Linked DNA regions of Mus musculus: regions 2 and 3 are each linked to region 1. A link is a loop called in an ENCODE intact Hi-C map of the cell type or tissue named here. Cell type or tissue: left cerebral cortex. All regions are shown on one strand.

The links. A loop is a pair of places that touch in the nucleus more often than their neighbours do. Peaks named below come from ENCODE experiments on the same cell type or tissue, not always from the same donor. Only the 100,000 strongest peaks of a DNase experiment are listed, where the experiment ranks them.
Region 2: a loop joins it to region 1, with 4 times the contacts of the local background. A loop is called at or near these places in 32 of 42 quality-filtered maps.
Region 3: a loop joins it to region 1, with 2.7 times the contacts of the local background. A loop is called at or near these places in 3 of 42 quality-filtered maps.

The regions. Positions count from the first base shown.
Region 1 is chr11:113,608,648-113,616,647 of GRCm38, reverse strand. It overlaps a transcript of Slc39a11 not described here. Among named protein-coding and RNA genes, the nearest start is that of Sstr2, 6.7 kb to the left of the region's middle. In left cerebral cortex, a CTCF peak has its summit at 4,095; DNase peaks (open chromatin) are centred at 4,411, 4,757, 5,370, 6,131 and 1 more place; H3K27ac peaks cover 1,029 bases.
Region 2 is chr11:113,171,631-113,179,630 of GRCm38, reverse strand. All of the region lies in intron 1 of 2610035D17Rik (RIKEN cDNA 2610035D17 gene), which reads left to right. It overlaps LOC115487747 (a long non-coding RNA gene), which reads left to right and starts at 6,548. Exons shown (of 2, transcript XR_003949613.1): 1 at 6,548-6,678. In left cerebral cortex, CTCF peaks have their summits at 3,272 (motif pointing left), 4,133 (motif pointing left) and 7,021 (motif pointing left); DNase peaks (open chromatin) are centred at 3,854, 5,128, 6,650, 7,009 and 2 more places; H3K4me3 peaks cover 907 bases; H3K27ac peaks cover 639 bases.
Region 3 is chr11:113,415,039-113,423,038 of GRCm38, reverse strand. The region is part of intron 5 of Slc39a11 (solute carrier family 39 (metal ion transporter), member 11); the gene reads left to right. Among named protein-coding and RNA genes, the nearest start is that of Gm42094, 25 kb to the right of the region's middle. In left cerebral cortex, a CTCF peak has its summit at 4,919 (motif pointing right); DNase peaks (open chromatin) are centred at 2,271, 3,571, 3,853, 5,026 and 2 more places; H3K27ac peaks cover 1,091 bases.

The sequences.
Region 1 (8,000 bases):
CTGGATTGATTGGTGGTGTTGAATGGCAGGCCAGGCATCTGGCACAGGGTCTGTCATCTGCACATGTGACATTTCTATGGATGGAGAAAGAGCAAGGCCCCTTAAGCTGCAGCATGTTAAATGTGGGGTGCTTTGGAACTCACTGTGTAGTTCAGGCTGGCCTCAAACATGTGACGATCCTTGACTGCCTCTGCCTCTGCCTCCTGCCTCTGCCTCTGCCTCTGCCTCTGCCTCTGCCTCTGCCTCTGCCTCTGCCTCTGCCTCTGCCTCTGCCTCTGCCTCTGCCTCTGCCTCTGCCTCTGCCTCTGCCTCTGCCTCTGCCTCTGCCTCTGCCTCTGCCTCTGCCTCTGCCTCAAGAGCTGGGACTGCAGGTCTGTGAGGCCACACCTGGACTTGATGTTTTGTTTGGAAACTATGGCATGTGATTACCATGAATTTTTAAGGACATGCCCATTGGCCTAGAGGGCTTGAGGTCTCTTTAGATTCAGCAGGGGTGACAGGAGCCCCTTTCTTCCCTTCTCTCTCCCTGCTTATGGAACCTCCTTGGAAACTGCTCCTCAGAATCCCTTCTCTCTCTCCTCTTCCTACTTCCTTCTCCATCTTGCTGGAAGTGCATTAAGAATGCTGGTCCCAAGAGGGACCTCGGAGCCTCTGATCAAGAAAGCCAATGCCACGTAGTTGTGTAAGTGAGAAAACCAGACTCAGAGATGCCAAGTGACTTGCCCAAGATCATTCAGCCAGGGACTAGAAAGGCAGGAGTCGAGTTGGCTGACAGTGTCAGGCTATGAAACCCTGGATGAGGGGAGGGAGTCCTTCCCCACTACCAGCCTGAGCATCTCTCTTCCCCTCGTCTGTCATGCCTGTTAACATAACAAGGTTCCTCATCACTCATCCTGGAACAAGTCCTCGGTGAGAGTTGGCAAAGAGCAAGCTGTCTCCAAGGACATTCCCTGGTCCTTACTGGAGTGCTCATCTGTCACAGGCCCTTCAGGGGGAGAGCATGGACAGCTCAGAAAGGGTGGCCATCACACCTGCCTTGCAGGTGCAGTGTGCCTCCTGAGAACACCACGAGGTGCCATTCATTCCTGGCCCATTGGCTTGCATGGGGCACAAGGCTATGATCTCAGTAACCCTGAATACCTCTGGTACTGCCACTGGCACCATTCATTTGGTCATTTGAAGACATCTTGAGGTAAGAAACTGGCTGGCCTTTATCTACCCCAGTGTTTCACACTTGATTTAGCTCCGAGAACCTTCCTATGAATCCATTTGAACACATATTGAGTGCTTACCCCGTGCTGCACTGGATGCTTTGTGTTAATTCTTTTTTCTTTTTCTTTTTTTTTTTTTTCCGAGACAGGGTTTCTCTGTATAGCCCAGGCTGTCCTGGAACTCACTTTGTAGACCAGGCTGGCCTCGAACTCAGAAATCCGCCTGCCTCTGCCTCCTGAGTGCTGGGACTAAAGGCGTGAGCCACCATGCCCGGCTCCTTTGTGTTATTTCTTGGCATCCTCACTGCAGTCTTTCAAAGCCCAATCAGTGTTCCTTTTTCTGAATGGACCAACCAAGGCACAGAGAGACTGAGTTCTTCAGGGTTGCAAAGCTACCAGTTCAAGCTGCCTGCTTTGTGAGTACCCACAGTGCAGTTACCCAGAGCAACAGAGGCTGGCAGATCCATCTTGTACAACTTGATCAGATGGAAGAGGAACTATTCCCCTAATGGGTAGCTCCTCTCCTCTCTCTCTCTCTCTCTCTCTCTCTCTCTCTCTCTCTCTCTCTCTCTCTCTTCCTCCCCCTCCCCCTCCCCTTCCCCCTCCCCTCCCCTTCCCTTCCCCCCCTCCCCCCTCTCACTCCCCCCTCCCCCTGTAATAACCACAACTGGGGACTCAACCAGTATGCTTGCCCTGCTGTCAAGCACAAGGGATGCACCTGTCTCCGCTTCCTGGCACGGGCATTTCAGCCACGCACCACCATACTTTCCGGCCCACCCCTTAAGTGTGGGTTCTAGGGATCAAACTCAGATACTCAAACACAGCAAACCCTTAACGGACTGAGCCGTCTCCAGCATGGTTTTAGTTATCTGCAGTTGTCCTTAGCTTCAGGAAGTCTTTGTAGATGGGTTCTGACTAGTTCCCAAATACTCTGGGGTTCTGACCAGTTATCTGGTCCTCCCCTGAGCTGATTTCCTGCTCAGAACTGTCCGATTGTCACCTGCAGGGCAGGAGGGTGATCTGCTACTCTTCGGGCAGAGGGGAGAAAGAACACTTAATTATAGGGTGGGACTTCTGCCCGCCTGTGCAGAGGCAGCTGAGACTTTTTATAAGGAAGATTGTGTTAGCTCTGCTCTTGAGATATCCTGATTCGTCCGGCTCAGCACTTTGGAGCTCTTCGGGTGGTTCCACTGTGAGCTGGAAAGGAGGTGCCCCAGAAGCTAAATCTCTTTGTTTTAGATGATGGAGAAAGAAGACTGCCCCGGGGCAGCCCCCAAGTAACTAGGTCTCTTTTCACTCTAGAGTCATTTTGAGCTTCATTGCAGTTCCAGCCTGAGACCCTCACCTCTGTGTAAGTGGGGGCAGGCACAAGGCCTTGGGAAGCTCTGTGCTGCTGCACCAGACCAGAGTTTTAGAATCTGTCACCTAGCCTGTGCCCTCGGGTGTGATAGAACCAGGATAGGAGGGCAGCATCTCTGCCTTCTGGTCAGTTCCCACCCTAAGCATGCTGCGTCTTACAGGAATGGTTTGTCTCAGCTTGCGAGAGTCACCGCAGCCCACAAATGGTCCAGAAGCTGTGCGTGGCTCTCCGAGGCCCTGTTTGCACCTAGTGTGAGGAGTCAGTGTTGCTTGGGCTCAGGGATACAATGGAGGCTTCGGATGGGATCCTCCTCCTTCCTTGAGTCCACATGCCTGTGTGCCACCAGGAGTCAGGGGATTCTGCGAGGAGTCCTGCTCTGTCCCCTCGCTGCTCTGAACACTGTCCTTGCCCATTTCTTCCTGTCCTAGAGCAAATAAAAGGACATCCTTTCCTTAATGGGACACTCACATTTGCATTTTGACATGACTTTGTGGGGGTGGGGGGGAGGGGGAGGTACAAACCCATGGAAGGTCTCCAGGTGGAGATGATGGCATGGTGTTGGTGGTGAATTGTGTTTCTTTTCTTTGTGGATTCTAGCTCCAGCTTGGAGTCAGACATTTCTACTGCTGAAGGGCCTCTATCCCTAGCAAGCAAAAGCTGAGAATTGCTACAGTAACTACAGCAGACTGACAGGTATTTTCCTATCTCTGTGGGGGTTGCTCTCTGAGACTGCCACCCAGTACCGAACCCTATGTAAGGTTTTACTTCCAGCTATGTACTCAATGATAAACTTTTTTTAAAAAAGATTTATTTATTTTACGTATGTAAGTACGCTGTAGCTGTACAAATGGTTGTGAGCCTTCATGTGGTTGTTGGGAATTGAACTTTTTAGGACCTCTGCTCACTCCAGTCAACCCCACTCACTCCCATCAACTCTGCTTGCTCAGGCCCAAAGATTTATTTATTATTATACATAAGTACATTGTAGCTGACTTCAGATGATTTTGTTACAGGTGGTTGTGAGCCACCAAGTATTGCTGGGATTTGAACTCAGGACCTTCAGAAGAGCAGTCAGTGGTCTTACCCGCTGAGCCATCTTACCAGCCCTAACAATAAACTTTTTAAAATTTAGGCATAGCTGGGCAGTGGTGGCACACACCTTTAATCCCAGCACTTGAGAGGCAGAGGCAGGTGTATTTCTGAGTTGGAGGCCAGCCTGGTCTACAGAGTGAGTTCCAGGACAGCCAGGGCTACACAGAGAAACCCTGTCTCGAAAAACAAACAAACAAACAACCAGAAAAAAGTAGGCATAGTAAAAAAAAAAAAGAACAATAAAAACTAATAATGAGATATGATAATATAGTAGGATATAAGAAAAGTTTTTCTAAGTTGTGAATGACTCGTTTCTGGAATTTTCATTTCATATTTTCAGACCTGGGTTTACCGTGAGAATCTGAGACTGTAGAAAGAGAACCCTGGAAGGAAGGGGCTTTAAACCCTATGAGCTGCAGTTCCCATGCCGGCCTCAGGGTGGCGTGAGCACACAGAACTCCTCTCGGAGTCTACCCTGTTCTCAGCTCCAGCCCTGCAGAATGGAACCCAAAAGGCCCCTCTACAGCTGTGCTTTTTCTCTTCTTCTTCTTTCTCTGTCCTTCTGCCATTCTTGAGAAGTGACTCAGAATGATGGCCGCGGTGCCATTTAGGGAAGAGTCACCATGGATGGGGAGAGAGAATGTCAGGAGCTCTTATAAGGGATTGGCTTCAGAGACATGGCCCTCCTGGAGAGCGGAACTGCTGGATTCTTTTACTTCGGCCTCACAAGTAGCTGAGAGTACAGACGCCTCCTGTATCCCGCGTCTGGCAGAAGAAAGTCTGATAGAAAGAGCGGTGTTACCCAAGTGGATGTGGGCAGGCTCTTGAAAGGCTGTTGCCAGGAGCCGCCTGCCTGTGTCTGCCGAGTGCTTTGGAGGCCGGAAGCACTTGCCCTTCCCTTCACAGTGACACAGGAGTGGGCTCCCTAGAGCCCCGGATTTCAGTTGCAGGACCAGGAGGGGGCTTTGTTCAGTTGGGTGGTGACCAGGGATGGGCTCTGGCTACTTTCCAAAGTGACAGTTCAATGGTAGCTTCTCCCCTCGTGGGACAGCTGGCTGGTTGACTTTGTTCGGTGGTCCGGCTGCTAGTCCCCAAGCTTCACGGTACTCGCCTGCTCTGGGGCCCCAGAACAGATGGCCAGTTCAGGGAGGGGCTGTGGGAGGCTTCTTCATCCTGCGAGTCATTATCTGTCTTCTCTTGTCCACCCCTCGCCCCCGGCCCCCTGAAAGGGCTATGGTGTGCTTCTGTCCTGCTCCCTCCCCCAGTTGCTCTCCTGTGACTGGATCTCTTCTAAACAGATTGGCCCGGTGGCTGCTGCCAGGGCCTCATTTCTCCATGCTACTTCAGACACTCAATCTCTCTCTCCAGAAAGACTGTTTTATTTGGGAGTTAGGAAGCATGCCGATCCTGTTTGTTTGTTTGTTTTGCCAGCTAAGATATGTAACTGTTTTGAATAATGGGGTGCCAGGCTTAGGAGAAGTCCTTACACTTAGAAGAGGCATGACTCTGCAGACGGACTTAGTAAGCTTACTCAAACAGAGCTCAAACGATGTTTATGCTACATATATATGCACAGCATATAAAAATGTCTAAGCGACTTAAGAGACTTAGGCTGTATCTAGACTTAGGTCCACCTCCCCCATGAAGAGGCGGCACCAACATTCTGCTCTGAACTTTGTGGTTTCAGCTCCAAGTTGAATTTTCAAGGACAAATTCCAAAAAGTGATTTGGCAGTGGTGGCTCAGAATGCATATTTAGTTTTCTAGGACAAGCGCTTCCGAGCGTAAGTTGACTTAGACTGTTTAGAAATGGCAACCACTCACTGGATCTATAGAAATAGCAACCACTCACTCGATGTACAGTTCTAATACGATCGGTGCAAACAAAACACCAGCCTAAAACTCACAATGGACAATGGATTATATGAGCCTGTGAAGACTCTCTCTTTATGTTATGTTCCTATGTAGGTATAAGCACCTTCATCTATCCATCCATCCAGTCTATTTTACCCATCTACCCATCCATGCAGCTCCATCCAGTCACCATCCACCCACCCACCCATCCATCCACCCACCCATCCATCCATCCATCCATCCATCCATCCATCCATCTATTCATCCATCCATCCATCCATCTATTCATCCATCCATCCATCATCCATCCACCCATCCATCCATTATTCATCATCCATCCATCCATCCATCCATCCACCCAGTCAACATACAAACAAAAAGTATATCAGAGAAAAGGGAGAAATCTTGTTTTCTAAGCCCTGAGGTTGAACTTCTGACAGTCGTACTCTTGAGACCAGGAAAGCCATAAATCTTCACCTCGAGTCTTGAATCAGTAGCAGGAAACATGTCGGGAGGTATTTATAGATTCGGGATGCCTCTGCCTCTGTGGCTCTTCCAGAAATCGGGTGTTTTTCATGGGTTCTTACAAGAGAGGCTCCAGGGTTCTTATGTCTAAAGCTGTTTCTGTCCCTGTTTTTGGTACTTTGCCACAAAGCTGGCGGTTTGTCAAAAAGCAATTAGTGGAACATGACTTTGTGACTACTTGATGCACTTGTGTGGTGGGCTGGGAGGGAGGGCAGCTTTGGCCTCCTGTGTGGATAGAGGCTGCCTGGTGGGCTTGGATTAGTCATCCTGGTTAATGTCTCCTAAACTTACATCATTCTCTGCAATTTGAGGCATAAATAGTAAAATATATGCTGATTATATGAGCCAAGCTTTAATACGGGGCAGTAGCAGGATTTGTTTGGCCAGTAAAACCTTCTGATTTGAGTTGAGCTTTCTGTTTATTAAGTTATAGATGAAGATGTTTTAGAGAGGCAAAGGGCAGGAGTAGGCTGCTGAGGACCGGCTGCACGGCCCCACCCCGCCCCTCCACTTCAGGTACCCTCTCAAGGACAGGCAATTCTAATTATTTCTGCTATTTTTTTCCTATTGATTTACTTAAATGTGTTGTAAATGGCGCACAGGCACCTCTCTCTCTATTTTTTTTTTTGAATTTTCTTTCTTAGATACTGTTGACTTCCCACTGTAAAAGATGCCTAACTCAATACTTTGAAATCTCCCGGATTCCTTCATTTTCTTTCCCTCAAACCGGGAGTCAGTGTTTGTTTGTTTGTTTTTTGTAACTATGTAAATGTTTAAGGCTGAGTCAAGAGCTCTTGTCTGCTGGTTTCTCCTTCTTGCAGAGCCTTTTGTTTTCCCTGCGTTAATGATTACCTCTGTTCTGATTTTTTTTTCTCTCTGCTTACTTTTCTAAGGCTCTGTCAATGATTGATTCTTTTTTTTTTTTTTTTTTGGTTGTTTTTTCGAGACAGCAGGGTTTCTCTGTGTACCTGTCCTGGAACTCACTCTGTAGATCAGGCTAGCCTCGAACTCAGAAATCTTCCTGCCTCTGCCTCCCGAGTGCTGGGATTAAAGGCCACCACCGCCCGGCGATTGCTTCATTCTCAAATTCTGACAGTTGCGGGTTTGGTCATTGTGTTACTCTTCTCTTACTCTGAAAGGCACTTCTTTTTATTTTATGTGTGCGAGTGTTTTGCCTGCACGCATATCTATTTAGCACAGGTGTTGCAGAAGAAGGAAGGCATCGAATTCCCTTGGGGCTGGCGTTACAGGTTACAGATGGCCGTCAGGGTGGCAGGAACCCCACCTGGGTCCTCTAGAAAAGCAGCCGGTGCTCTTGGCCACTGAGCCATCTCTTCAGGCCTGGCTTCCTTGCCTCATTCTGGGCTTGTTTTACTTGGCTATGCGGGTGGAGCATCACCTCCAGAGCAGTGGTTCTTAACCTGCGGGTCACAATGCCCTGGGGATGGGGAGCGCTGTCAAATGGCTCTTTCACTGGGGTCACCTAAGACCTTTGGAAAACACAGATCTTTACATTATGATTCATAACAGTAGCAAAACGACAGCTATGAAGTAGCAACGAAAATAATGTCATGGTTCCCCACAGCATGAGGAACTATATTAAAGGGTCGCAGCGTGAGGAAGGTTGAGTACCACTGGTGTTTCAGAGGAAGACTATATTACAGCCAGACTCAGAGATGATCTGAGTCCCTGGTACAAGTAGCCTATGTTACTCACACCCCCTGGGACACCACCCGTGTTGATGTGATGGTAGTGATGATATTTCACTTCCTGAATCAGGGGTGGGGGGAGAGCTTTTCTGAAGTGTGTGTGTGTCCACGTGTTTGTGTGTATACATGTAGAGATCAGAGCACAGCCTCAAGTGCGATTCCTTAGGCTCCTTCCACCTTTTGTTTGAGACAGGGTCTCGATCTGTGGTCCTGGCTAGCCTAGAACTTGCTCTGCAGACCAGGTTTGCCT
Region 2 (8,000 bases), 440 kb after region 1:
GGGTATGTGGAGGCCAGAGGGGACATGTTAGGTACCCTACCTGTTCTATCCCTCTCCCCCTGACTCCTTGAAGACAGCATCTCTCACTGCAGCTAGGCTGTCAGCCGCAAGCCCCCGCAACCATCCTGCCTCCGCATCCCCATGCTAAGGATCCAGGCACCGACACACTCACACCAGGCTCTGTGGGCTTTGAACTCAGGTCCTCATGCCTTTGCAGCAGGCTCTCGCCCTAGCATCTCCCCTGCATGCTGGCTCCATTTATGTCTATGTAGTTATGGATGCTCTATGGTCTGTCTTTCTCTAGTTTACCGTTGGACCCAACTGGGTCCTTGGTACCTGGTTGGAAGCAACACTGGCATCTGTGTGTGGGACTGTGCATTTACAGCAAGGGAGGGGGCACTGGTGAAGGGGCTCCTGATGGGCAGAAGCGCACAGCCAGGAAACAGTATCCATCCAGCCTTGAACCTGGGGCTGTACCGGCACATCTCAGCCTCCATCTTCTCCTCTGCTTTCCAGCTCCACGTCTTTTAAGCCTCTTGGAACACTCTGGCACACAGCTATAGCTTAAGGGCCATTTGTCCCTGTAAGTGGATGTGCAGGCTCTGGGGACCCTTTCTGCATTTCCCCACCCCCTGCTCATGCCGTGCTCCTCCGCTGCAGACCCCCCTGGGGTGTTGGCTTTGGGATGCCTTCTGGGTGCTGATCCTTGGTCCTGCCTTCACAGCCCGGCTCTTCTCTTTGGCCTTCAGAGGGCAGAGTGTTAAGCAAACACCTTCCTCAAAAGAAAAAAGCTGCATTGTCCTCTTCTGAGTTCATGGCCCAGCCTCGAGAGCCAACTGCCCTGGCTTATGGATTGCTAAGTGTGGAACTACTGTGTGTGTGTGTGTGTGTGTGTGTGGGGGGGTTGCAGAGCTTTTAACCCAAAGGGTCATTCCTTTGGGGGTAGGAGCTTGTAGCTGAGAAGTGTCAGGAGGTGAGCAGGCTGCCTATGGGTAGTAGGGCCCTTAGCGCGCACTGTGGGAGAACAGGAGAGTTGCCAGTGGCCTAAGCTGAAACCTACCCAGCGTCTGTCTCCTTGAAAGTCTTGGCAGATGTCCCTATCACATCGCTGTGACAGAGACACAGGGCTCATTCTGCAGGTTCCCATTTTGATACAGAGGCAGGTTTTCTGCCCCATCTCCTTGAGAACAAGCCGCTATTTCCTCGGGCTACCCCGGTGCCTAGGTACTAGGTTTCTAAAGTTTTAATGATTAATCTTTTTGGTTTTGGTTTGTTCTAACAGGGTGGAATGAGAAGCTGTGTGTGTGTGTGTGTGTGTGTGTGTGTGTGCATTACCTTTTTAAAATGTAAATAACAGGAACACAGAGCTAACTCCCATCCTGTCCTGCATTGCTAGGTAACTCCTTAGGCAGTTCCCTGAGACCCCATGAGGTTGGTGGAGAGGGAGAACGGTCCGCTCAGCCAGGCGTGTTCAGCAGTGCCCAAGCGAGACTCGAGGGAAGCCCATGGAGTTGGGCACAGGCCTCCTTCTTATCTTCTGAGCCTGCCACCTCAAACCCAGACAAAAGCTGTCATTTTTTTTTTTTCTAAGCAATCCTCTGTGTCTGAGCTTGGGGACCTCGCTCCAAGATCATCTTCTCTTCCCTCTTCCAGCCGCTCAGCACTGCCTGTCAGCCCTTTGCTCATCCACAGGCAGGTCCTTTCTCCTGCCGGTTCCTCTCGTCCTCTTCTTGGGGTTTCCGGTTTACTCAGCCCTCTTTGTGAACAACTCGGGATAGGCGGTGTCTGTCAAAGCTGGAGGTGAGAGAGATGGGCTGGTCACCAGGGGAGCTGGCCCTGTGTTTGATTCCACACTCCTTACTTCATTGAACACCCAGAACATTCATTGGTCATCTAGGCTCCAACTTTCCTTTGCTTAAATGTCCATTAAAGCAAGAAAACAAAGCCACAACGTGCGCGCGCGCACGCACACACACACACACACACACACACACACCCATCTTTACCCCAGACCTCATGCGTGCTCTGCAGGCTCTCCTTTGCTGCATTCTGTCCCCAGCACTGTTCTGGAGCTGTTGACCTTACTGTCCTGTGAGCGAAATGCTCTCCGTGCAAAGCCTGCCTTCTGATTGGAATCTGGGTACTTCCCTGGCTTGGCTGTCATGTGACCCCATCCTCAGTGGCCTCCGTGACCCCAGGGCAAGGGCAGCCAGCTACAACCCCCAGCCTGCTGTGCTCTGCACCCCTAAGTTGGGGGTGTGTGGCCAGCTGGCTGAATTAAGTAGCTTTTTGATGTTTGGTTTCCATTGTGTTCAGAGGCTGTAAGTTGGTCATACATCGAGGGACACCTGCATGTGGCCGCCTGTCTCTCCCAGCCCTGCAGGCACTGTTGGCTTCAAGACAGTTGTCAGGTCCCCTGCCAGCAAGAGGCTTCTAGATACCAATTGCTGTGACTAGTGAGGCCAGAAGCCTTACGATCTAAAGGAGGGGTCCTGGGTGCCAGAGGGGGTGTTATTATTCAGGGCCCGTGCTTCTTGGATGTGGCCCTCCCTGTTCACGTTTTCCTCTTTTAGGGTCCTCATTAAAAACAAGATTAGAAGTCCCGTTTTACAGCCGTGTTGTTCACAGGAGCAGGTTAACACAACAGAGTCAAACAGTTTCCTTAGCTGGAAAGTGTTCTTTTTACTGAGTTCAAATAAAACTAGACAGTAGCCCTGCGGGCCATGACACGGGCCTCCTCACCACGCTGGGTAGTCAGCCTGGCCTGGCAGTAGCTCCCTGTCCCCTGTACCTGTACCTGTACCTGCTCCCTTACCTGTGGCTTCTTTACAGCCTTTCCAGTCCTCAGGGTCAGCTGTAGTGTCCCCCTGCTGTGGCTCCTGAGACCGAGCCCTTGCCCGGAGACAAAGGTCCCCCAGGACTGGCTGAAGTGTCCCACCTGGTGCTCAGTGCTGGGACCACGATGCTTGGTTGATCACGGCATGAGTGCTCTGAGCACGAGTTCTGCTTGGTCAGTCTCAGAACGGCTGCAGTGTTGGTCTTTGGTTGGTCTTTGTATGGCATGTTCTCTGGAGCAAAGCACATGGTTCTTTATATTTTGTCTCTGTTCATTGGGACTTGCATGGGCTGTGACAGACCTATTCTTGCGGTTGACACGGTGCCACCCTCTGCTAGGGAGTCATTTTGGGCAGGTTGTTTTTTGACAAGAGACTCTATGAAATAAAAAGTAAATTTAAGTCCAGGGCATCCAGACTGTTGGGGTATGGCGCCCTCTAGTGTCCAGGTAGCATCATCACAATTGCATCTCTAAATCTACCCGTTTTCTGCTGTACTGAAAATCCGGCCCTTCCCTTTCTCACTGGGGTTGAACAGTGCTTTAGAAAAGTCTGGTGCACACCTTTAATCCCAGCACTCGGGAGGCAGAGGCAGGTGGATTTCTGAGTTCGAGGCCAGCCTGGTCTACAAAGTGAGTTCCAGGACAGCCAGGGCTATACAGAGAGACCCTGTCTCGAAAAGCCCCCCCCCCCCAAAAGTCTCAGACTATTAAGTATATCGAAGAAGGGGCCTTTGGGTGCTAACGTTCAGTATGTGCCCCCCACCCATACCCACGCGCAAATGGTGACTTCTCCGCTGTGTTATTTCTGCAGGACTGGCCTGGTGGCAGGGACGTCAGCCTTGCCTAGGTGGGTGGGAGAGGGTTATGGCTTCCCTGATCCAGGAACTCTGCCTCCCAGCATTCTGCTTGCAAGTCAGTGTGGACTCCCTGTGGAGCCAGGGATGGGACCTAAAGCACGCGGGAGATAAATGCTTGGCCACCGAGTCCACCGAGTCCCCATCTATGGACAAAGGGAGTCTGGGAATGTTGCAAAGAGATGTGTGTAAGAAAATGTTTGCTATGTGGGTGATTGGCATACGTAGGAGCAAGTAGAGCATATGGTACATGTCTGACTCCTCTTTGCGGGCCTCCAGGAACCTGCTGATTGGTCACTCCAGCAGCTGGATGTGAGTCTACATCCTGAGGCTTGCAGCTAGGATATCTGGGACCTTTTATCCTGTTAAGTTTTGTACTTCCACACGTGGAGCCCATTCAGGGCCAGGGCCAGGGCCAGGTCATCCAGACTCTTGGGGTATGGCGCCCTCTAGTGTCCAGGTAGCATCATTACAAATGCATCTCTAAATCTACCAGTTTTCTGCTGTATTGAAAATCCTGCCCTTCCCTGTCTCACGGGGGTTGGACAGTGCTTAGTAAAGTCTCAGACTGTTAAGTATATCTATGCCTCCTCTCATACCGGAGGTGTTAAAGGCAGTTTTCAAACAATGTTATATTTATGAGCAAGAATAAGGGCAGGAGTGGCTGCCCTTATCTATCAAGGATGGCTGTGAGTTTAAGCTCAGTTGTAAAACACTTGCCTAGGATCTGTGCAGTGCAAAGTTTTATCCTCGGAACAAACCAATCATTAATCAATAAGTCAATCAAATAACAAATCAAGAAAGAAAAACTAAGATAAAGCCACTGAAAGAGCTAGGGTAAAATACTTGGCCACAGCCTTTGCCGTGGCTGGGCTGACCAGAATACAATTTAGTATCCTCTAGAAAATTCTTGATCTATCTTTAGATAAAAGATTCACGTACCCATCACTGCTTTAGATGGCCATGTGGGGATCCTGAGTGTCAGACATCATCACTAAGAACTGTGGTATACAGGGAACACATTGGTGGCTGTTGGGGGTGGTGGTAGATGCCTTTGGAAAACCTTGAAGCTTAGACCCCACTTGGTGTCATCTCAGTCAGTTGGAGGGGATTGGCTCCGCCCACCTCTGAGCTTTGGGCTCAATAGCTGTGGTGCTGGGCCCAGAACCTGGTGTTTATGGAAGCCCCTCCTCCACCCCACCCCCACTGTGGTAGTCCCGGTGGCCTCGGAACCCCACTGGTCTAGGTAAGGGAGGTGGAAGTCTCTCCTTTCGCTTCCCTCTATGAACGAGAGGTTGGCAGCAGGCTTGTCAGCAGTAGGCTTGTGGGGACCTGTGACGAGTGTCGCACACATTAGGAGGACCATCCTGTTTTCCAGATCGCTGGAGTGCAGATGTCTTTTGCTGCTGAATGGCAAAGGCTGGCATCCTCATGAGAAAACCAACCCCGGCCTTGGCCAGGGAACTCCATAGCTTTGCTCTGCCCCAGCATGACTGTCCTCAATAGACAGCTGGACCTGACCTACCAGGAGCGTGACTCTGTACTCCTTTGTTCGAGCCTTTGGCTGCTATAGTGCTGTGGTATCAAGAAAAAAGTTGAAAGGGGTTCATCAGAAACACCCAGTCTATCATAGAAAACCCTAGGGCGGAGCATGACTTTGCCTCTTACAGCTCTGTGGCTTCCTCTTGGGTACAGAGGGCTGTGTGTTTGCCCTGACAACAAGATAACCCACTGTAGGGCGTTCCTGGAACCAGCCATTGGTTGGGGACTCTTTCCAGGACCAAATTTTAGGTTTTGTGGGAGCTCTAGCCTTTCCTTTCAGACCCCAGCTACAGCACACAGCAGTTGGTCATTAAGGCTTCTGTGGTTGCCATGGTGAGAGAGCCTCTTCTGCTGGCCTGGGCCTGTGGGATTGAACAAGGAGACATAGCCCACATTCTTTGAAGTGATTTTCACTGGTTAATCTGCTCTGCTTCAATCTCTAGGTTCTCTGTGTGTGTGTGTGTGTGTGTGTGTGTGTGTGTGTGTATGTGTGTGTGTGTATGTGTGTATGTGTGTGTGTGTATGTGTGTGTGTGTGTGTGTGTGTATGTGTGTGTGTGTGTGTGTGTGTATGTGTATGTGTGTATGTGTGTGTGTGTGTGTGTGTATGTGTGTGTGTGTATGTGTGTGTGTGTGTGTGTATGTGTGTGTGTGTATGTGTGTGTGTGTGTGTGTGTGTGTGTGTATGTGTGTGTGTGTGTGTGTGTGTGTGTGTGTATGTGTGTGTGTGTATGTGTGTGTGTGTGTATGTGTGTGTGTGTGTGTGTGTGTATGTGTGTGTGTGTGTGTGTGTGTGTGTGTGTGTGTGTTGTCATAGCTGAGCCATGCACAGGGTCACCTGGGCAGTCAGGTTCTGAAGCTGGAGCATCTGAGGTTTAAAAGGTGAGGGTCCTAGAACATGCCTGTCACCTCTTAATCGCGTTCTCACGCCCGGCCAGGAAAGACGCAACAGACCAGAATCTTCTGCGGCAAAACTTTATTGCTTACATCTTTGGGAGCCAGGAGGGCAAGCGCCCAGCGCCCAGCCCCAAAAAACGAAAAGCCCCTTCTATTACATCTTTAGGAGCCAGAGCTCCGGCGCGCGCGCTCTATTGTTTACATCTTTAGGCAGCGAGCGAGCGCAGGGCGCGCAGAGCCAGAGAGATGCCAGCGAGAGAGAAATGGCGGAAACCCCGTCCCCTTTTTTAGGAGAGTTATATTTCGCCTAGGACGCATCACTCCCTGATTGGCTGCAGCCCATGGCCGAGCTGACGGTCACGGGAAAGGTAGAGTACAAGTAGTCATAAAATACCCTTGGCACATGCGCAGATTATTTGTTTACCACTTAGAACACAGGATGTCAGCGCCATCTTGTGACGGCGAATGTGGGGGCGGCTCCCAACAGTCACCCATCCATTAGTGGCTCATGTGTTCTTAAGACAAACTCAGCAGGCTGTACCTGTCCAGAGTGAGTATAATGATCTGTTGCAGTGGATCCCAGCGTGTGGTGGGTCGGGGTGGGGCCGGCAGAGTTTGGACAGGAGTGCAGAGCTGTTTTGCCAGTTTCTGCTAAAGCCCTGTGGATGAAGAGCCTGCTAACTCCAAAGAGATGGACCCCAGTCCTACTCTTAGAGTCCCCACTGCAGAGGTCCAGGTAGGCCCCTTACTTCTATGCCCACAAATACCTGGGCTAAAGGAAAGGCATTGGCCAGCGTGTAACAAATCTGGCGGGCAGGGAAGGTTTATAAAAGAAAACCCAGGAGCCGGGAGCGGTTGCCATCCCCTGGTCTGCATCTGCAGGCTCTGTCGCCACCTAGTGGTGCGTGTGTGTATATCAGCCTCACAGGTCTGTCTCATCCTGGGTCTCATCTTGGCAAGGTCTCATCTGTCTAAGGATTGTCGCTTAAGGGGGTCGAACAGGGACACATGGGTGTCATCTGTAGGCCCAGTCTCAGATAAGGCACAGGGAGTGTTTGTCAAGGAACATGAGCGTCAGGGTCAGCGATGGACCACACATACTCTTAAAAGTAAGATGGGGGCTGGAGTGAGGGCTCAGCAGTTGGCTGCTCTTCCAAGCGGTGCTGAGTTCAATTCCCAACACCCACATGGTGGTTCACAATTGTTTCTCACCCTAGTCCCATGGGATCCTCTGCTAGGCATGCATGCATATAAAACACCCATATATAAAAAGTCCACACCTACATAAATATTTAAGAAAAGTAAGATGACTGTGCCAACTTTGCTTAGAGAGAGAGAGAGAGAGAGAGAGAGAGAGAGAGAGAGAGAGGATCACTGTAGGATTGTGTGTGCGCGCTGTGTGTGGGTGCTGTGTGTGTGGGGGGCTGTGGACGGTAAAGGACCTGGCTCTTTATTATTGCTCTTAGCCAGAACATTAGGGGAAGGATCCAGCTACCATTCCTGACAGCCGCTGCACTGTCTGATAGTCTCGCCTGCTGTCACTCCAGGCACGTGTGTAAAGATTCCTCTCTCCCTTTCTTTTATCCTTTTTGCTTTATTTTGAGGAAAGGTTTCCCTGTGTGTTGCAAGCTGGCCTGGAATTCATTATATAGACCAGTTACATACATACATACATACACACACACACACACACACACACACATACACACACACACTCACACCTACACAGCAGACACACTCATACAGAGCAAGCTAGCCTTGAATTCATTATATAGACCAGAAAACACACACAGACACACAGACACACAGACACACACACTCACACAGAGCAATCTGGCCTTGAGCTCATTATATAGACCAGAACACACACAC
Region 3 (8,000 bases), 190 kb after region 1:
CCTCCCTGAGACTCTTTCGAGGTTAGCTGTTTTCTGTCACGTCTGTCCCCAGATATTCAGACCACTAAGTCAGGAAATATCCTATGGCTCTCTCTTTTGTGCACATTCCTATTGGCTATATTGGAGTCACATGGCTCCCCTCACTGCAGGGAATCCTGGGGAGTGCCCAGGAGGAAGAGGAAGCCAACTATGAGGAACATAGAGTGTACCCACACACACGTGTGTGCGTGCATGAGTGCGTGTGTGCGTGTGTGCGAGTGTGCGTGCATGTATGTGTGTGTGGACAGCTCCCTGGGGCAGTTCCTGCCTGTGGTTACTCTTGAACAAGGTGCTCAGGTCTGATGTGAACTTTACCATCAGATCCTCTGACCCCAGTGCTCAGCATTCCTCTGTCTCTTGTTACTTCCCGTTTTTTTTTTTTTGTTTTTTTGTTTTTTTGTTTTTTTTTGGACATTTTCTTACAGTGGACACATTTCCTTTCACTGGCTTCTTTGCTCTCTTTTTCTGGGTCATTCTCTTCCAGAATCTTCCCTTCCCTCACACTTTGTCCGTTGACCTCAGCATTGGCTCATCCCTACCCCCGCTTCCTCTTTCTGCTGGAGCTCCCGAAGCGAGCTGTGAGAGATGGCGCCCGCGAGGGGTCGGTTCCGGTGCAGGTTCTGGGCTGCGTGCTGTGCCGGGCTCTCAGGACTTGGTGGCTCCTTCTCTTCTTTTCTAGGAAATTCTTCAGAAATTTGTCAGACTTTCCAAGCTCCCTTCTCAGCCTTCATCCTCCTGTCATTTCCTCCTCTTCCCCCTTTGAAGCGTCCATCAGGAGCTGAGTCTCCCTGCTCTTCCCCAGCTCCACGGAGGACTCTCGCACTCTCCCCCAGCTCCACGGAGGACTCTCCCACTCTCCCCCAGCTCCACGGAGGACTCTCCCTGCTCTTCCCCAGCTCCACGGAGGACTCTCCCACTCTCCCCCAGCTCCACGGAGGACTCTCCCGCTCTTCCCCAGCTCCACGGAGGACTCTCCCGCTCTTCCCCAGCTCTACGGAGGACTCTCCCACTCCCCCAGCTCCACAGAGGACTCTCCCACTCTCCTCCAGCTCCACACTAAGATTCAGAGGGCATCTGCAGCAATTAGCCAATCGTTTTCTTGCCATCTGCCAGCATCTTTCCTGGCTCCTTAGTTGACCGTTCACTTAGCAGCCACCCTTCCGCACATCCCCCGTCATCTCTTCAGCTCTTCCGGTGTGTATACGCCCCTTCTCTCACACACACACTCATGGTTCTCCTTAACCCCCGGGCTGAGGCTTCCAAGTCAAGAGTCCAGCTAAGCTCTCTCACGAATGTCAGGATCAGACGTACTTACTCTTTCTGAATCCCCTTACTCCTTTGTCCCAGAGCCATTTATATTCAGTGCTTCTAAAGTGGAGTACCCTGATAGATCTCCTTTTCTCCAACCTCCACATCCTCTCTCTCTCTCTCTCTCTCTCTCTCTCTCTCTCTCTCTCTCTCTCTCTCTCTCATTGCTCATATCAGGAAGAACTTAATGGAACCAAATTTACTCGGCCTCTCCAGCCTGAAGCCTCGCCTCATTTATCTCTCTCTCTCTCTCACTTTTCTCTAATCCTCAAATCCACTTAGTTTACCAGGCTGATCTCATTCTGCTTCACAAACACTTCTCAAATCTCTGCTTACTGTGACTGCCGAATTCTGCATTGTGACTCGCCCAGACCTCTCCCCCCTTCCCTGCCTCTGGCTCCTGTCACCTTTCACCCACCTAGCTCCGAGTGTTCATTTGTTTCCTCTCTTCACTGGGTTAGAGTCCCCTGTCCCTAACATGGCACCCAAGCCACGCTGATCAATACGGCACATGGCTGCCTCGTGCAAATCAAATCTGCTCCTACCAGATAAATGAGAACGAAATGAAAACCCGGCCCAGTGCCGTGAAAATGAATCTTTGTGGCTCGGGACACAATTACGAGTGACAGTATCATTGGTGGGTTATGAAGGAGACGGATCTTAAATAACTCAGGAGGGAGCAGAAATTATGTGCTGTTGAAATGTTGTTCGATAACAGAAAGTTCTCCTGTGAGGGGGCCAATGGCAGCATCCACGATGCAGAGATTGGCGAACATTGCTCCGTGCCAGGTATAAAGGAGCAAAGGGACGTTTCTGATTGGTGCATCTCATACGCCATCCCACGCGTGCATACGGAATGGAATTAGCTCATCGTTACCAGTCCACATTTGGGTGCTGCACCCAGACCTGTGTCTTCAAAAATGCATGCACTGTGGTGGAGAGTGCGCTCTGCTTCAGCGGGAAGATCAGACATTTGCTTCATATCCAGAGTCCGTGCGTATTTGGATTAGGACTTTGTCTGGCCACTAGGGCTCCTCCTGATCGCTGCGTTTGATCCCCCTAGCCTCAAGGCTCTGCAGTGAATGCTGACTTTGAGTGAGACAATCTTAGGGCTGGTGAGTAGACAACGGTGCCGCTGCGTGAATTCTGGAAGATCATAAATGCTTAGAAATATCCTTACTTAGAGCAAAGAAGGTTCTAGAAGGTGTGGTCATTCAATCCAAGCAGACACCCGTGAGTGTCCGTTAACCCCCAACCTTGGGTAATGGGTAGATCCAAGGTCCTGGGGCCCAATTATGTGACTTGTTTACATTCACTAAGGTTCGGGGTTGAAAGCACACAGAGTTCTGCACGGCTCTCAGTGCTGTGGTCAAGCACCCAAGCACACAGGTAGGCCTGTGTATGTGTTCTTTAGAGTTTAATAGCATTTAAAATGTAGGAAAGCGTAAGTTTAGACTCAGGGTCCAACTTAAGATTAGGGCAGAAATGAGACATCTGCATCTCACTCTTTAGTTATCTGTTAAAACAGCGGACCCCAGAAATTGGAGTTTCCCCAGGAGTCTCTTGATGGGAGACACAAGGGGCTGATGCCTGGTGCCAGCCAGAGGAGAAGCTTGTCTTCTGGCTGACAATCCGTCAGACCACCTCGCAGGAGAGACCAGGACCAAGACATTGATGGGTGATGGACAGGACCCTGTCCAGGCCAATCTGCTTATTTGGCTTCCGTTTAAACTTAAACCTCATGCTAGTGCCCCTAAGGTGGACCTGGGATGAGGGAGGTGGTCGCCGGGCCTCTTTGTTATCCTTTCCAATGTGGCCGCATTTAATAAATCCCCTCCCCCTCTCAGACTTTAGCTTCTCCTTGGCAGTTTCATTGCCATGTTGAGGGTGAGAAGCTGAATCTGGCTTGCCGAGGGGCTTCCAGGGCTCAAACTCTGACCTTAGGCACTCCAGAGACACTGAGATGACGAACAAGGACCCCGCTTGACACACCGTGGCTTCATTCCTGGGCCCTTGAAATACTCTGTCCCAGTTAGTAGGATTTTTGGGAAGAATTTTCCAGCTCCTGAAACATTTCTGAAAATCAAAATACAAGGAAAAAAAAAGAGCCTTTTCTTTTTTAGAAACCGTGATTTGAGTGTGAGGCAAATGGTATTTCCAAGGCAGGCAGGGAGCAACCGGGGAAAGTTTCCTCTCTTAAACACCCACTCGAAAATCAAGATACAGGGAAACATCACGGGTACCAGAGCAAGCTTGCGTTTAGTGTTTAGCTTTGTATTCAGTGAACACAGGGAGGACAAATGGAAGCAGGGCTCTGCTCAGCAGAGCTGGTATTTTAATGACCATTTTTCCCCCCTATTCTATATTTGCCGTAATCTGGGCAAGCGGGTACACAAATAACCACAATTTGTAAATTGCGCCTGACATATTTTCTGCTCTTTGAATTCCGTGAGTGCCTGCAGTATAATTAGAAATAAGCAATCTTTTACATCAGTAATAGGAAAAGGGACGTGGTTTCTGCATGCAAATAAGACGTTACCTAAACAGAAAATTACAGCTGCAAAGCGGACTGTCGTCACCAAGGAAGAAAGGGGACTGTTGAAGGCGGTGGGGACGGCTGCCAGCTTTGCAAGCTGACATCTTCCTCTGATGTCTGCTCACCTGCTGAGTTGCACAGGTGGACAGAAGAGGCTCAGATGATGCAAGACCCTAAGGAGAAATGCATTGGGCTTCCCTGGTGGGCCTAGACAGTGGGCTGAACAGACCCACCTAATATACAGGTCCTCAGCCTAATATACAGTTCTCTGTGTGTGTGTGTGTGTGTGTGTGTGTGTGTGTGTGTGTGTGTGTGTGTGCGTGCGCGCGTGCGTGCGTGTGTGCGCGTGTGTGCGTATGTGGAAGCCAGAGGTCAACCTCAGGTATCATTCCTCAGGAGCTGTCCATCTTGATCAATCTTTTTTGTGTATATATGCATATGTGATGTGGTGTGTGTGTGTGTGTGTGTGTGCGCGCGCGCGTGCGCGAGCGTGTGTGTTCATAAAGGTGCTTGTGTATGTATATTTGCATGCATGTGGAGGCTAGAGGCTGATGTCTGGTATCTTCCACTATTCTCTCTGTCCTGTCTTTTGAGGCTGAATCTCTCACTGAACCCAGAGCTCACTGACTGAGTGGACCTGGACTGGCCAGCAAGTTCTTGGGGATCTACCTGTCTCCATCCCCTGTGTTACAGGGTTATGGGCATATGTGACTCACCTAGCTCTTATGTGGGTGCCAGGAATCTGAATCCATAGGATTATATGGTAGTCACTTTACTCAATGGAGCCATCTCCCTACCCATTAATTTAAAATTTTAATATATATATATATATATATATATATATATATATATATACATACATACATATATGTGTGTGTATATATTATGTATGTATGCATGCATATATATATATATACATATGTGCGTGTGTTATATAATGTGCATGAGTATTTTGCCCATATGTATACCACGTATGATCAGTGCCCATAGAGGCCAGCAGAGGGCATCAGATCTCTTGGACCTAGAGTTACACGTGTCTGTAGGCTTCCATGCAGATGCTGAGAGCTGCACCCAGGTCCTCTATGAGAGCAACAGATGCTCTGAAGCACTGGGCCATCTTTCAGTCCCTACCTTTACCTTGTTTCGGGTGAGAGGGCCTCTTACTGGCCTAGAACTCACTAAGAAGGCAGTGCCAGCCAATCAGTGAACATCAGGGACCTGCCTGACTTGGTCTCTTCTGTGATGGGGATTGCATGTTGCCATACCTAGCTTTTGAATATTGATCATACTCAGATTCCCATGCTGGGACAGCAAGCCCTTTAACCACTGAGCCGTCCTCCCAGCTCTGCTCAGCCCCTCCCCACATGGGTCCATATTGGAAAAGGAAGGAAGAGTTTTCAATGGTCTGACCCTTTTTTAATTTCAATTAAGTTTGTTTGTGTCATTCATTCTTTCATTCATTCATTCATTCCTGCAATGAGTGATTCTTTTCTGTGACCTAAACTACTGAGCTGCTGTTCAGATAAGACATTCAGTTCTATGGGGGGGAGCTTTTGAGCAGAGACCTGAATGATATAAGGGAGGTTGTCAGGAGAATGTCTTCAGAGAGAGTGTGGGGGTCAGAGGGAGCACCCCACAGAGAAGGACCTCAGACTCAAAACGCATCAGTGAGACAGCCAGACCTGAGAGATGGTTGATGTATCTAAGGGATAATCAACACGCCAGTGTCTGCCACCTGGGGGCTATGAGTAGACAGAAAAGAAAGTAGGAGAAGATTCCAGAAGAGCAGACAGCAGCATGGCCAGGGAGGATGTTGGGATGTCAGGAGAGGCTGGTCTCCTGGGAGCCACAGGGGAGGTGTGTTCAGAGTCTGTGGCAGAGGACTTAATAGACAGCTGCCGTGCAGAGAGAGTGTGTGCGCAGTGAGATCTGGGGAGGGACCAATGGGTTAGGCTGGCTGGAGACTGCTGTTGACCCTGGCTAGAGTATCCACGGTGGGATGGTGATGGGGAAAAGCTAGTTAGAGTGGGTCAGAGAGAGAATGAGAGATTTGAAAGTGAAGACAAGGGAAGTAGGAGGCTCTACCAGGGAGTGTCTGTTGGAAGGACACTGGGAGGACAGAGCAATGGCGGCTGTGACACTCATGGGAGGACAGAGCAATGGTCTCTGTGACACTCATGGGAGGACAGAGCAAGAGGATGACAACAGAACTATGATCTCATAGAACTGAGCCACAGGAATGAGAGGGACTGAGAAATCGGTGACCGGAGAACTGCGGGGGCAGCATAGTTGGGAGGCAAAAGATGTGGACAGAATAGGAACATCCCTTGTGTATTCGATGGGAGGCAAAGTACATGGGAGTGGATGATGTTTTCTTTCCATTTTTCAATTACGTAAGGAATATAAGCCATCAACTATGAGGAAGGTGACCTTGGGGACTAGGCACCTTTGGCAATTGGAGGCTGCCCTTCTCGGGGGGTCTTACAGAAGCACTCTGCAGCCCAGCGAGACTTCAAGCTGGGGCTGACATCCTGGTGCAGTGTTTTCCTCAAGACCATCCACTTCCTTAGAGACCGGTGCAGCTTAGGTGGAGAGCTGACATTAGCCAGGCACATGGGGAAGGATGTGTGGTTTTTAACAAGGGACCACTGCTGCGTACGATGGGGAACGAGAAGGAAGAGATGGTGAGAGCCCAAAAGTGGTCGACTGGTCCCCATGGGAACAAAGAGTCATAAGTCTGGAGAGTCATTGGGAAGGAATTGGGAATGCGAAAGGCCAGGCTGATATGAGAGATGATTCGAGTTTAGATGTGGGGGTTGGTTTTGTTGTAACAATGTCAGTGGGGTGTAGTGTACAATGTAGTGCTCCCTTAATCCTAGCACTGTGGAGGCAGAGGTAGGTGGATCTCTCTGAATTGGAGTCCAGCCTGGTCTACAAAGCAAGGTGCAGGCCACCCAGGGATGCCAGAGCTTGTGTAGTCAGACCCTGTCTTCAGTATATCAATCAATAATCCATAAATCAATAATGACTTTGGGGCTAACCGGCTTAATGAGAAGGACAATGCCGTTGGAAGTGAGACAGGAACAGAACACAAGCATTAGATAGCTTAGCCCCGTGGAGACTGACAGCGCACTAAGTGTGCTTCACTTATCAAAGATGTGACCCTTTAGCCAGAAGTGGTAGACAGATGTTAACAACAACAACAACACAGCCATGATTGAACTATTTCTGGCCTTGGGATGGACTCACAGCGTCATAGACCCAGCACTTCATTAGAACAAACAGGAATCCAAGTTAAGTTGACATCACAGGAACAGCAGCAGGCTGTGTAGTCTGAAGGCAGAGAGGAAGCTGTCTGAAAGTGCAGGGAAACTCTAGAAGCTGGTTTTAGAATTCAGATATAGCCCATAGGGAATCTCTTCCATTCCAGCAACCCCAAGCCCTAAGATGCTGAGTCAGAATTGCTGTGTTCTCCTGGCATTCTGGAACCACCCCTCCCACCTGTCAGTCAAGTGCAAAGCCCCTTTGTCCACAGGCTTCCCAAGGCAATGAGAGAACTCAAGAAAGTCAAGGATGCTTCCACAGCAAGAAAAACCTGCTATAACTGCTATGTCTATACATTTAGTGATGAACCTGTCACAATGTGCATTTCTTTCCCAAATGAACTGTAGGCCTCTTTGGTCCAAAAAAACATACAAACAAGCAAGCAAACAAACAAACAAACAAACACCCTACTGTTTGGGCACCTGTTAAAGTTATTAATTCAAAAGGAGTTGGTGACTCTCTGGGTTTAGCCATTCTCCACAGAGACCATCATCATGGGCTCCTCGTGGTATATTTTAATTCATCTCGTGCCTTCCCTGTTTGTTGAGTTCTGTGTCCACAAGAGACACCAGGCCTTTGCTGCTTGCATGGTTCATGACTGCTAGCGTCTGTTTGTGTCTGCTTGGCGTTGAAGGCTGCCTGACTTCAGTAGAGAGCCAGTCACCAGGTGGCAAGGCTGCTCCTCTGCTCAGACCCTCAAAGCTCAGGACTGACTTTGTTGAATGAAGAAGTCTTGCCCACAGCGGCTGCCTTACTTTACAGCCCTGTTGCTGTGATAAACACCACAACCAAA